Regions from separate parts of the Homo sapiens genome. Here region 1 is linked to region 2. Evidence: read pairs that join two places in POLR2A ChIA-PET (ENCODE). Cell type or tissue: OCI-LY7. All regions are shown on one strand. Each heading gives the region's core, and the rest is flanking DNA. Links, peaks and the distances in the headings are about the cores only.

Region 1 (5,779 bases), core at 1,324-3,823, 240 kb before region 2:
AGCTCCCACTTATAAGTGAGAACATGTGGTATTTGGTTTTTCTGTTCCTATGTTAGTTTTCTAAGGATAATGACCTCCAGCTCCATCCATGTTCCTGCAAACGACATGATCTCATTTCATTTTATGTATACATGGTATCCCATGGTATATATGTACATTTTCTTTATCCAGTCCACCATTGGTGAGCATTTAGGTTGATCTCATGTCTTTGCTATTGTGAATAGTGCTGCGATGAACACACGCATGCATGTGTCTTTATGGTAGAGCCATTTACCTTCCTTTGGGTAGGTAATCCTGGTTCATTTGGTTTTTTTTTTTTTTTGAGACGGAGTCTCGCTCTGTTGCCCAGGCTGGAGTGCAGTGGTGAGATCTCAGCTCATAGCAAGCTCCGCCTCCCAGGTTCACGCCATTCTCCTGCCTCAGCCTCCTGAGTAGCTGGGACTATAGGTGCCTGCCACCATGCCTGGCTAATTTTTTGTACTTTTAGTAGAGACGGGGTTTCACCATGTTAGCCAGGATGGTCTCAATCTCCTGACCTCGTGATCTGCCTGCCTCGGCCTCCCAAAGTGCTGGGATTACAGGCGTGAACCACCACACCCGGTTAACCCCAGTTGTTTATAAATTGTTGAATGGAGAGAGTACCTTTTTTCAGGCACTCAGAGGACTTTATCTTACTTACTTTTATGATAAAATAATTAAGAGCCCAAACTATTAGTCCTATTTTATTTTATTTTATTTTTTTGACTTTTTACAAATTATTACTTTTAACAAAGAAAGCAAAAGTGGATCTTATTTCCATAAAATAAAGGTTTATGTTGACAATTAAAAACTGGACATGCACACGATTAGAAAGTTCAAACGACACGAAAATGTATACTTCTCCCCAAAGGAAACGACTGTGAACAGTTTCTTGTGACTGTTTTAGAAAATTGAAATTTATACATACATATGTATCTCTTCTTATTTGTGAAAAGAATATACTAGTATTACTATAATTTTTTTATTTTTATTTTTATTTTTTGAGACAGAGTCTCACTCTGTTGCCCAGGCTGGAGTGCAGTGGCAAGATCTTGGCACACTGCAACCTCCCCTTCCCAGGTTTCAGCTGTTCTCACGCCTCAGCTCCCCGAATAGCTGGGGTTACAGGCGTGTGCCACCATGCCTGGCTAATTTTTTGTACTTTAGTAGAGATGGGGTTTCACCATGTTGACCAGGCTGGTCTTGAACTCCTGGCCTCAAATGATCTGCCTACATCGGCTTCCCAAAGTGCTGGGGTAACAGGCATAAGTCACAGCTCCTGGCCTATTAGTCCCATTTTTTAGAAGATGCAGTTGAGAAATTGTGGTAGAAGACCCACCTTCAGGCAGCTCTGGGTCAAGATGTCAATCAAAGTCATCCGATGAGAAACTATTTTCCCCCTGTACTTAAGGTAAGAGTAGCAAATGCCGCCAACCACAAAAGTCACAGCAAGTTGCTGCCACATTCTTTATGGTGATGGTGTCAGGAATTCTAGATGGAGGGAAGCATAGTCACTCCGTGTCAGGTGGCCAGGACTGAAAATATCCAATGCAGTTGTACCAGTTTTAAATACCACGCATTCAGAGAAGGTGGCAGAGGTCCTGATCCTGGAGTATTGGCTGCTTTGAAAAGTATGTATGGGTCGCCTCTGTTTTTTAAGACACCTCAGCCCTGGGCATGAGCTGCCAAACACAGTGCATGCCCCTCACCTGCTCAGGATAGGAGACTCCGCTGGACTGGCTTCCCTGCTTGTGAATAGGAAGGTGCTGTGAACAGTCAGTATCTACAGAACCTCACTGTGTTTAACTCTGCCCTCCAGCCTTCCATTGTGGTTTTTAATTCAACTTGGTTTCTCCTCCCTCCTTTCTCTCCTCAGCCATTGATCTGATGTACGGAGGCATCTACTGTTTTCTGTGCCAGGACTACATCTATGACAAAGACATGGAAATAATCGCCAAGGAGGAGCAGCGAAAAGCTTGGAAAATGCAAGGTTTGGTTCCACCTCAGTTTACCTGCTTGATCCTGCAGTTCCCTCATGTCCATCAAGGGCAGACCCAGTAGGAGAAAGAGAAGTACCTAGGTGGGAAGTGGCAGGCTGGTGGGAAGAGGCCGTCCCCACCTTCCCCTAAGGCCCACAGTGGAGTCAGCTGAAGCTCTGCATGACAGGGGAGGTGGCTAGTGTCGAGGCATGCATAGCTGCCCGTGTGCTTGGGACCACTTCCAGGGTGCTTCCCTTGCAGGTCCCCCATGGGCCTGCAGCTGGGCCAAGGGAACAACCCCAGCATTACTTAAGCTCTCCCAGGGCGCACCTGCAGATGTGGGGCTGAACGAGTGTGGCGAGGTCACACCTCTCGGGGACAGGTGACTCCGTATCTGGACATCCCTGAGTGGTTTGCCCTCAGCTCTGCCGAATTCTAGCAAGCGATCTCTTTGCAGTAATGTTATATGTAAACATACCTCCTTCCTCCCAGGAGAGCAGACTATTTTCGGATCAAGTTGTGGTAGAATCTCTTTTAAAACTCTGGACTGTTTGGGTGATGTTAAATCCATGTCAACAGCGTGCACCCACCAGATGGAAACTAGACCCACCAGATGGAAACTAGACCCACCAGAAGGAAACTAGGAGAGTCTCCCAGCAGCCCCACTGCACAGTCAGATCCTTGCCATCTTGTGAGCTGCCCTCACGGCTCTCGCACCAGTGTGGGTTTTGCACTTGCCGTCGCCACCGTGTGGCCACACACACTGGTTATTGGCTACACAGAGTGAGAGGAGCAAACATGCAGTCATTTTCTTTATTTTTTATTTCTTCTTGGCTTCCCTGAGTTTTTTTTCCTTTTTTTTTTTTTTTTTTTTTTTTTGGTTTTTGATTCTGACAGATGCTCATAGTGGTTGACAGTGATAGTGACATAGTGACAGGTGTGGTTTACCCCAGTTGACAGGTGAGCATCTGATCTCCCTGGTAGCAAAGCCATCACTGTTTGCAAAGGAAACATATGAACCTGACACCTGTTTTACATTCTTGCCTTGATTACTCTCCATTGAAAACACCCCAGTGTTTTGAGAAGGGAAGAATAGCAACAGGGGCTCTTTCAGTGAGCAGAATTATTTGTGTTTAACAAGTCTTCTCTGGAGAGCAATCTCTGACTTGTGTTCGCTGTTCTTTTCCCTCTCAGAAATTTAATAACATTGTGACTAAGTGTGGGTGTATTATTCTGTGCAGAGCACTTAAAGCACGGGCCTAAGAAATGTATGTCCAGGATTAAAATGGAATTCTTCTAGAATCATTTTATAATTCTGTCTATCCAACATGCTGTGTCTTTTAAAGTATTTTGAAGTATTCAGAAATGTTGGTTGGCATGGAACAAGTACTTCTGAGCGCATAGGGTGTGCGTTGAATGGAATACTATGCCAATTAGCATTTACCACCACTCTCTGAATATTTTGTGGCACACACGTTTTTAACTGTTGGATCTATCTTAGTTTGGTAACTCGACGCTGAGTTTATGCTATTTCAGTTTGCTGAAAAGTGCAAGCTCTCTCCTTCAATTTCACTTGTTTGCGGGAGAATCCTTCATGTAAGTTCCCATTGGTGCTGATGCTGCCATCTCTGTGCTGAAGGATGGAAGACATTTGAAAAACAACTGTTTTGGCATTGGCGTTGGGGTAGTTTTGACTGGAGGTGCTGCTTTTCTTGCAGGAAACGTAGCTCACATCCTCATACCCTCTGTGAGAAGCTCCTTTAAGTGTTGTGTGTAGCCCCTCTCAGCACAGTAGAGTTTGAGAAAGCCCTGGTGCTGTGGATGTTGCTCACTGAAATGCACCCTGACAGACAGCATAGCGCCACAGCTTTTATGTGTAAACACACTTGATGTGAAAATCTAGCTAATAGCGCTTGGAACTGTCCTTCATCTGCTTAGGCGTTGGAGAGAAGTTTTCAACTTGGGAACCAACCAAACGGGAGCTTGAACTGCTGAAGCACAACCCGAAAAGGAGAAAGATCACCTCGAACTGCACCATAGGTGGGTGGAGCGTGTCGTCACTCTCAGCTAGGCTTCTTTCCAGGGTTTAAAAGTAAATACAGAATTGTGGGTTTCTTAAGTCCACATGATTCTGTTGAAGCCCTGCATAACTGTCACTCATCAATGTGCTCAGCAACCAGCTCTTGAGCACCTGTTCTCTGCAGGGACCTGCAGTGGGCTTGGGGCGCAGAGTGATGCGTAGCAACAGCCCTGCCCTCACAGCCTTCAGCGTCTGTGTGGGTAAAGGGACTCAAGTTGATTTTGGCCAGGGTGAGGCTGGGCACAGTAATCTTCAGGGAGAGAAATGATGTGTGTGAGTGTAAGTGTTCGCTGAATTTTCTACAAATTGAGGGAATACCCTTTAAAACTTTTTCTTTTTCTTTTTTGAGACAGAGTCTTGCTCTGTTGCCCAGGCTGGAGCACAGTTCACTGCACCCTCTGTCTCCTGGGCCCAAGCGATCCTTCCACCTCAGCCTCCCAAGTAGCTGGGATTGCAGGTGCACACCACCATGTTTGGATAATTTTTGTGTTTTGCGTAGAGACATCTCACCATGTTGCCCAGGCTGGTCTCGAACTCCTGGGCTCCAGTGATCCTCATGCCTTGGCTTCCCAGAGTGCTGGGTTACAAGTATGAGCCCCTGCCCTGGCCCTAGAACATTTTTAAAAACCTGTTTTGTTTGTTCATTAGGCTTCACTCTGACCTGGCCTGTTGTCGTAGAAACTATATTTGTGTAATTCTGTCAAAGCATACAATGGCTGAAGTGGGAGGGGTCCATGGTGGTGGACATTCTTCAATACCGTTCATGTAAAAGTGGCATAAAAACTAGCAGAATGCGATATCTCATCGTGTTCTGGCTTGAATGAATGAATAAAAGAAAATGAGTATGTAGAGGTAGAGGAAGCCGCTGGGATCCAGCGACACCTGTGGTTCAGCACACAGGTAACTCCTGCTCTCTGGTGATTTGTGTCCAGGTCTGCGTGGGCTGATCAACCTTGGGAACACATGCTTCATGAACTGCATCGTGCAGGCCCTGACCCACACGCCACTTCTGCGGGACTTCTTCCTGTCTGACAGGCACCGCTGTGAGATGCAGAGCCCCAGCTCCTGTCTGGTCTGTGAGATGTCCTCACTGTTTCAGGAGGTGAGCGCCATTGACTTCTGCAGGGGAACATTTCTGTTACTTTGTTTTCACCTTCAAAAAAAAAATTTAAGGTGGACCATGATAAAGGAAGATACATTTAGAACCTTTTGTAGTAAGTTAATGTTTAATATACATGTCTATTATGGAAAACACAGTTTTCCAAAAAGGGAAGACCTGGCGTGATTTTTGGGGACGCACTGCTGACTCAGAACAAGGAGAAGCCCTTTGAGAGGCTTGTGGCAGAGACTTCCCTGGTGGGTGACATTTGTCTCTAAAGACGGGTGATTCTCCCCCTTCCTCTTCCTCCATGGTCTACCTTCCTGGCTCAGAAAGGCACGCATGTGTCACCCTCCTGTGTCCTCCTGGTATGCGAGTCTCCTCCACCGCCAGGTCTCTCTAAGCATGCCCCATCAGAGCCTCTGTCCTCATGAGCTACGCGCTGCACGTTGGCTGTTCCTGTGGGCTGCACGTGTGGCGTTCCTGTCCACTTCTGTCCCCGGCATCAGAGCATGGCAGCGTTCAGAGCAAGGCGTTCACGGCTGCCGCCTCAGCCCTCACCGGCTCCGTGACCTAGACATGCTTCTCAGAGCTGAAGCAGCT
Region 2 (5,779 bases), core at 1,122-3,621:
CCTCTGCACTCCAGCCTGGGTATCACAGTGAGACCACGTCTCTAAAAAATACAAAAAAAATAAAAAAAATAAAGGGAACCTAGAGCAACCACTGAAAAAAGTTGTTAAAAAGTAAAAAAAAAGAAGCACAATGAATATGCTAAGAAAAAAATAGAAAAAATTAAAAGGAGAGAAAAAATGAAGTCATATAAAATGGTCAGTTAAAACTACAAAAGGAAGAAAAATAGTGAAAGAAATACAAGGGACACAAAATAGCCAAAACAACCTTGAGAAAGAACAAAGTTGAAGGATGGGCACTTCCTGATTTCAAAACAGCACTGTATTAGTCCGGTTTCATACTGCTATAAATAACTTTCTGAGACTAGGCAATTTATAAAGAAAAGAGGTTTAATTGACTCACAGTTCAGCATGGCTGGGGAGGCCTCAGGAAACTTACAATCAAGGTGAAGGGGAAGCAAGGCACCTTCTTCACAAGGCAGCAAGAAGCAGCGCCAAGAGAAAGGGGAAAGAGCCCCTTATAAAACAATCAGATCTTATGAGAACTCACTGTCATGAGAACAGCATGGGGAACTGCCTCCACGATTCAATTACCTCCACCTGGTCTCTCCCTTGACACATGGGGATTATAGTGATTATGGGGATTACACTTCAAGATAAGATTTGGGTGGGGACACCAAGCCTAACCATATCAAGCACAAAGCTACAGCAATCAAGACAGTGTGGTACTGGTATAAGAACATTCAACATTCATACAGATCAATGCAATAGAATTAAAGCCCAGAAATAAACCCTTACATTCATGGTCAACTGATTTTTGACAAAGATGCCGAGGAAATTCAGTGACAAAGAGCCTTTCAATATATGGCGCTGGGACAAGTGAATTGCAAAAAAATTAATTTGGACTCCTATGTCACACCATACATAAAAAATTAGCTCAAAATGTAAGAATTGAAACTGTACAACTTATGGAAAAAATATATAAGTAAATTAAAAATTTTTATATATTTATGTATTTTTGGAGACAGGGTCCCACTCTGTCACCCAGGCTGGAGTGCAGAGGTGTGAACATGGTTCACTATAGCCTCCACCTCCTGGGCTCGAGCAATCCTCCCATTTCAGCCTCCTGAGTAGCTGGGACCACAGAAATATGCCACCATGTCTGGCTACTTTTTAGTTTTGTTTTTTTTTTTTGAGACAGGGTCTCACTATTTTTCCCAAGCTAATCTTCAACTCCTGGTCTCAAGTCTCAACCTCCCAAAAGTGCTGAGATTACAGGTGTGAACCACCATGACCCCCCAAAGTAAATTTTCTTGGGTTACAGAATGCTTTCTTAGATACAACATTAAAAGCATAAGCAACCAAAGATAAACAGATAAACTGGAATTCATGAAAACTGAAAATTTTAGTGCTTCAAAAAATACCATCAAGAAAGCTCAAGTACCCACAGAATGAGAGAAAATATTTGCAAATCATATATCTGTTATGAGACTTATATTCAGAATATATTCTAAAAAACTTACGACACCATATTAAGATAAAACCCATAATTGTTTTTTTAAAAAAATGCATCTGAAAAGAAATTTTTCCAAAGAAGATATGCAAATGGACAATGGGCACATGAAAAGATGCTCAATGTCATTAGCCATCAGAGAAATGCAAATCAAAATCAAAATGAGATACCACATCATTCCAGCTAGAATGGCTATAATCAAAAAGATAGATAACAAAGGTTAGAACGTGGAGAAATCGGTACTCTAATGCACTGCAACTGGGAATGCTAAATGGTGCAGCCACTTTGGAAAATAGTCTAGCAGTTCCTCAAAAGGTTATCATATGACCCAGCAACTTCATTCTTTGTACATATACTCATGAAAAATAAAAACATATATCCACATAAAAACTTGTACATAAATGTTAATAACAGCATTGTTCATAATAATCAACACAAGAACAACCTAAATGTCCATCATCTGGTGAATGATTAAACAAACTGTGGTATATCCGTACAATGGAATATTATTTGACCATAAAAAGGAATGAAGTACTGATACGTTCTGCAACATGAATAAACCTTGAAAGCATTAAGCTAAGTGAAAAAAGCTGGCTGGGCATGGCGGCTCATGCCTGTAATCCCAGCACTTTGGGAGGCCGAGGCAGGAGGATTGCTTGAGCCCAGGAGTTTGTTGTTGTTGTTGTTGTTGTTTTTCCAGATGTTTTGTTGGGTGTAGACATCTGGAGTACTGTAAAACATGCATTATCTTTCTTCTTCGGTTGTTGAGGTGTGTTAAATTTGAAGAAGATAATATCTCCATCTTCAACAATATAATTTCTGCCTTGTTGTCTGTACTTTCCGGCAGCCTTGACTGCATTTCAGAACCTTCCCATTTAAAATCTTCGTATTTCATTACTTCAGCCATAATGAATCTCTTTTCAAAATTTGTGTGAATCTTTCCTGCAGCCTGAGGATTCTTAGTCCCTTTCCTGATGGTCCCTGCACACACTTCATCTGGGCCTGCAGTGAAAACGTATTCTAGTTGGAGTGCTGCAGACCCAGCCTTAATGATCTTTGGCAAAGCACTTTGAGTCGTGTTTGCTTCCAGTTACTCCGGTCTCTCCTCAGCACTCAATTCTTGCCAAGGCCCCACTAAAAGGAACGACAAAGGCACCTAGGTCATACTTGTCCACCCACTATTTAATTTATTTTTATTTTTATCAACCATTTGTTTTTCTTTCTTTCTTTCTTTCTTTCTTTTTTTTTTTTTTGAGACGGAGTCTTGCCCAGGCTGGAGTGCAGTGGCACAATCTCAGCTCACTGCCACCTCCGCCTCCCAGGTTCAAGCAATTCTCCTGCCTCAGCCTCCCGATTAGCTGGGATTACAGGCGTGCACCACCATGCCCAGCTAATTTTTGTATTTTTAGTACAGATGGGGTTTCACCATATTGGCCAGGCTGGTCTTGAACTCCTGACCTGGTGATCTGCCCACCTCGGCCTCCCAAAGAGGTTTTAGTTTTTTATCTCCTCCTCTCACAGCCACCTTTTCTAGTTTATCTGTAATGGACCCAATCATTTCCTCCTCTTTAAGCTGAAGCTCTTCATGTATTATTTCTGTATCTCCAATAAGATCTACACTTCCTTCAACATGCGTCATATCACCATCTTCAAAAGTACGTGTTACATGAAAGATGCCATCACAGGCATTAATATGAGATTAAAAAGAAAAAAAGCATTCCCCAGGCCCTGCCCATTGTGAGCTCCTTTCACAAGGCCAGCAGTATCCACTATATTTAGAAAGGCAGGAATTTTGCTTGCTGGTTTGTGGTACTGGCAAAGAAAGTCAAACCTTTCATCTGGCGCAGGTACCCTGCTCTCATTAGGATCAATGGTGCCAAATAGGAAGTTTTCTGCTGAAGCCTGACTACTGGTTAATACATCGAAGAAAGTAGATTTTCCAACATTTAGCAATCCACCAATACCAATTTTCAGTGAAGTTCCAAATCTTCCAATGATTGGGGGTGGTTTAATTCCATCACCTCCCTCTTTGCAGGGCATCGTGCTCGGCCTTGGCGATGACACGGGGTCCCAGCGGCTGCGAGAGAAAGGTCCTACTGGCAGCCAGAGGCGGGGAGGAAGGAGGAGAGAATGCAGGCCTGGCACTCCGCCGGGCCCACGCACCTCGGCAGCGGTGGCCGCGGCGGAACTGGAGGGCCGGGCCTTGAACGGCACCTCGAGCCCAGGAGTTTGAAACTAGCCTGGGCAACATAGTGAGACCCTGTAGCTAAAAGAAAAGAAAAAAAAAAAAAAAAAGGAGAAGAAGAAGAAGCAAAAGAAGCCAGTCACAAAGGTCACATAATTGTGATTCCACTTATATGAAATGTCTGGAATAGGCAAGTCCACAGAGACAGAATGTAGATTAGTGATTGCCAGGTCCTGGGGGAATGAAGGAATGGGGAATGAATGCTAAAGGGTATGGAGTTTTTGGGGGGTTTTTTGTTTTTTTTTTTGGAGAGAAAAAAATGTTCTAAATGGACAATGGTAATGATTACACAACTCTGTGATTATACTAAAACCCAGCGAACTGTGTACTTTAAAAGGGTGAAATCTATGCTATGTGAATAATAAAGTGTGTTATTTAAACAACACACTTGGGGTTTGTTGTCTGGTACACAGAGGTGACTTTCAGATTTGTGCTGGTGGCAAGAGGGGAAAACAACTGCAAGGACAGCAACTGCTGCTAAAGAAACACCAGCAGTTTCTAATTTTACACTGTCCTATATTTTGCTGTGAGTTTCGTAGCTTTCGATAATGCTATACTAGAGGCCAAAACAGAAATGCTTTTTATATTTTATTATAACAGATAAACTGGGAAATAAACTTGCCCATTGCTTTTTTAAAAAGGAAATGAGCTAAAAACAACATAGATGTAAGTGGAGCTTAAATAAACCTTTGCTTAGTAAGATGGATATTTCACAAGAGAGGGAGAGTTTGGTCGTAAAAATAGTTTAAAGTGTTACATTATTTTAAAAAGCATTTTGTTTCATTTACTGTAGATGGCCAAGCATCATTTTAAAACATATGGTAAATCTGTTGGGTAGTAAAAAGAAATGACATCTTTTTCCATTTTCTTATTCTTTCCAGTTTATCTCTTTATTGTAAATCATTTCCCATTGTGGGAGGATATTAAATTTAAATCAAACTGAGGGGGAAAAAGCAGTACTTATGTTCATAAATTCATGTTTTTCTTAGTATTGCTGCCTCTTACAGCCATTTTATGAAGAATACCATGGACTGAGTAGTTAATATTATTTAAGATTTTTCAAATTGGTCTATTCCTGGATCTAAACAAATTGGAAAATTGGAAGTTTCTTTTCTTTTCTCTCTTTTTTTTTAGACAAGAGTCTCCCTCTGTTGCCCAGGATGGAGTGCAGTGGCACAGCCTTGGCTCACTGCAACCTCCACCTCTCAGGTTCAAGCGATTCTCCTGCCTCAGCCTCCCAAGTAGCTGGGATTACAGGCACGCACCACCATGCCTAGCTAATTTTGTATTTTTAGTAGAGACAGGGTTTAGCCATATTGGCCAAGCTAGTCTCAAACTCCTGACCTCAGGTGATCTGCCTACCTTGGCCTCCCAAAATGCTGAGATTACAGGCATGAGCCACTGTGTCTGGCCGGAAGTTTCTTCTCTTGAGCAAACAGCTCTTTTTATAGGTCAAGAAACCTATTTACAAAAAGAAACAAAAAATTTATGTAATTATGAAATAAACATTTAAAATAAATTGTAATACTCTTTCATGATAAAAGATCCATGAACCAGAACTTGTAAGTATTTAAGGAATGCTATTAAGGTTGATTTGTTTGTTTGTTTGTTTGTTTTTGAAATGAAGCCTCGTTCTGTCACCCAGGATGGAGTGCAGTGGAGCGATCTCGGCTCATTGCAACCTCTGCTTCCCAGGCAGCGGTTGATTCTCCTGTCTCAGCCTCCCAAGTAGCTGGGATTATAGGCACCCGCCACCAGGCCCAGCTAATTTTTGTATTTTTATTAGAGACAGGTTTTCACCATGTTGGCCAGGCTGGTCTCAAACTCCTGGCCGCAAGTGATCCACCCACCTCAGCCTCCCAAAGTGCTGGGATTACAGGCGTGAGTTACTGTGCCAGGACAATATTGAGGTTGATTTGTAAAGATAAGTCATAATTAACATGTATAGTGCTTTCCATGTCCTTAGACTATTCTAAGTGCTCTGCATGAGAGTGTATGTGTTACCGAAACACCAGGGGTTCAGT

Evidence for each region. ChIA-PET counts read pairs that join two places held together with the same protein. Peaks named below come from ENCODE experiments on the same cell type or tissue, not always from the same donor. Only the 100,000 strongest peaks of a DNase experiment are listed, where the experiment ranks them.
Region 1: POLR2A ChIA-PET joins it to region 2 with 8 read pairs; 1 of 35 experiments calls an interaction of 5 or more read pairs at or near these places.

Annotation. Positions count from the first base shown.
Region 1 is chr17:21,017,342-21,023,120 of GRCh38, reverse strand. USP22 (ubiquitin specific peptidase 22) reads left to right here. Exons shown (of 13, transcript NM_015276.2): 3 at 1,895-2,008; 4 at 3,936-4,037; 5 at 5,010-5,179. Among named protein-coding and RNA genes, the nearest start is that of USP22, 23 kb to the left of the region's middle. In OCI-LY7, for the core only: a CTCF peak has its summit at 2,749 (motif pointing left); a DNase peak (open chromatin) is centred at 2,720; H3K27ac peaks cover 504 bases.
Region 2 is chr17:20,773,381-20,779,159 of GRCh38, reverse strand. It overlaps the pseudogene OLA1P2. Among named protein-coding and RNA genes, the nearest start is that of CCDC144NL-AS1, 92 kb to the left of the region's middle. In OCI-LY7, for the core only: no CTCF peak of the experiment used is centred there; no DNase peak of the experiment used is centred there.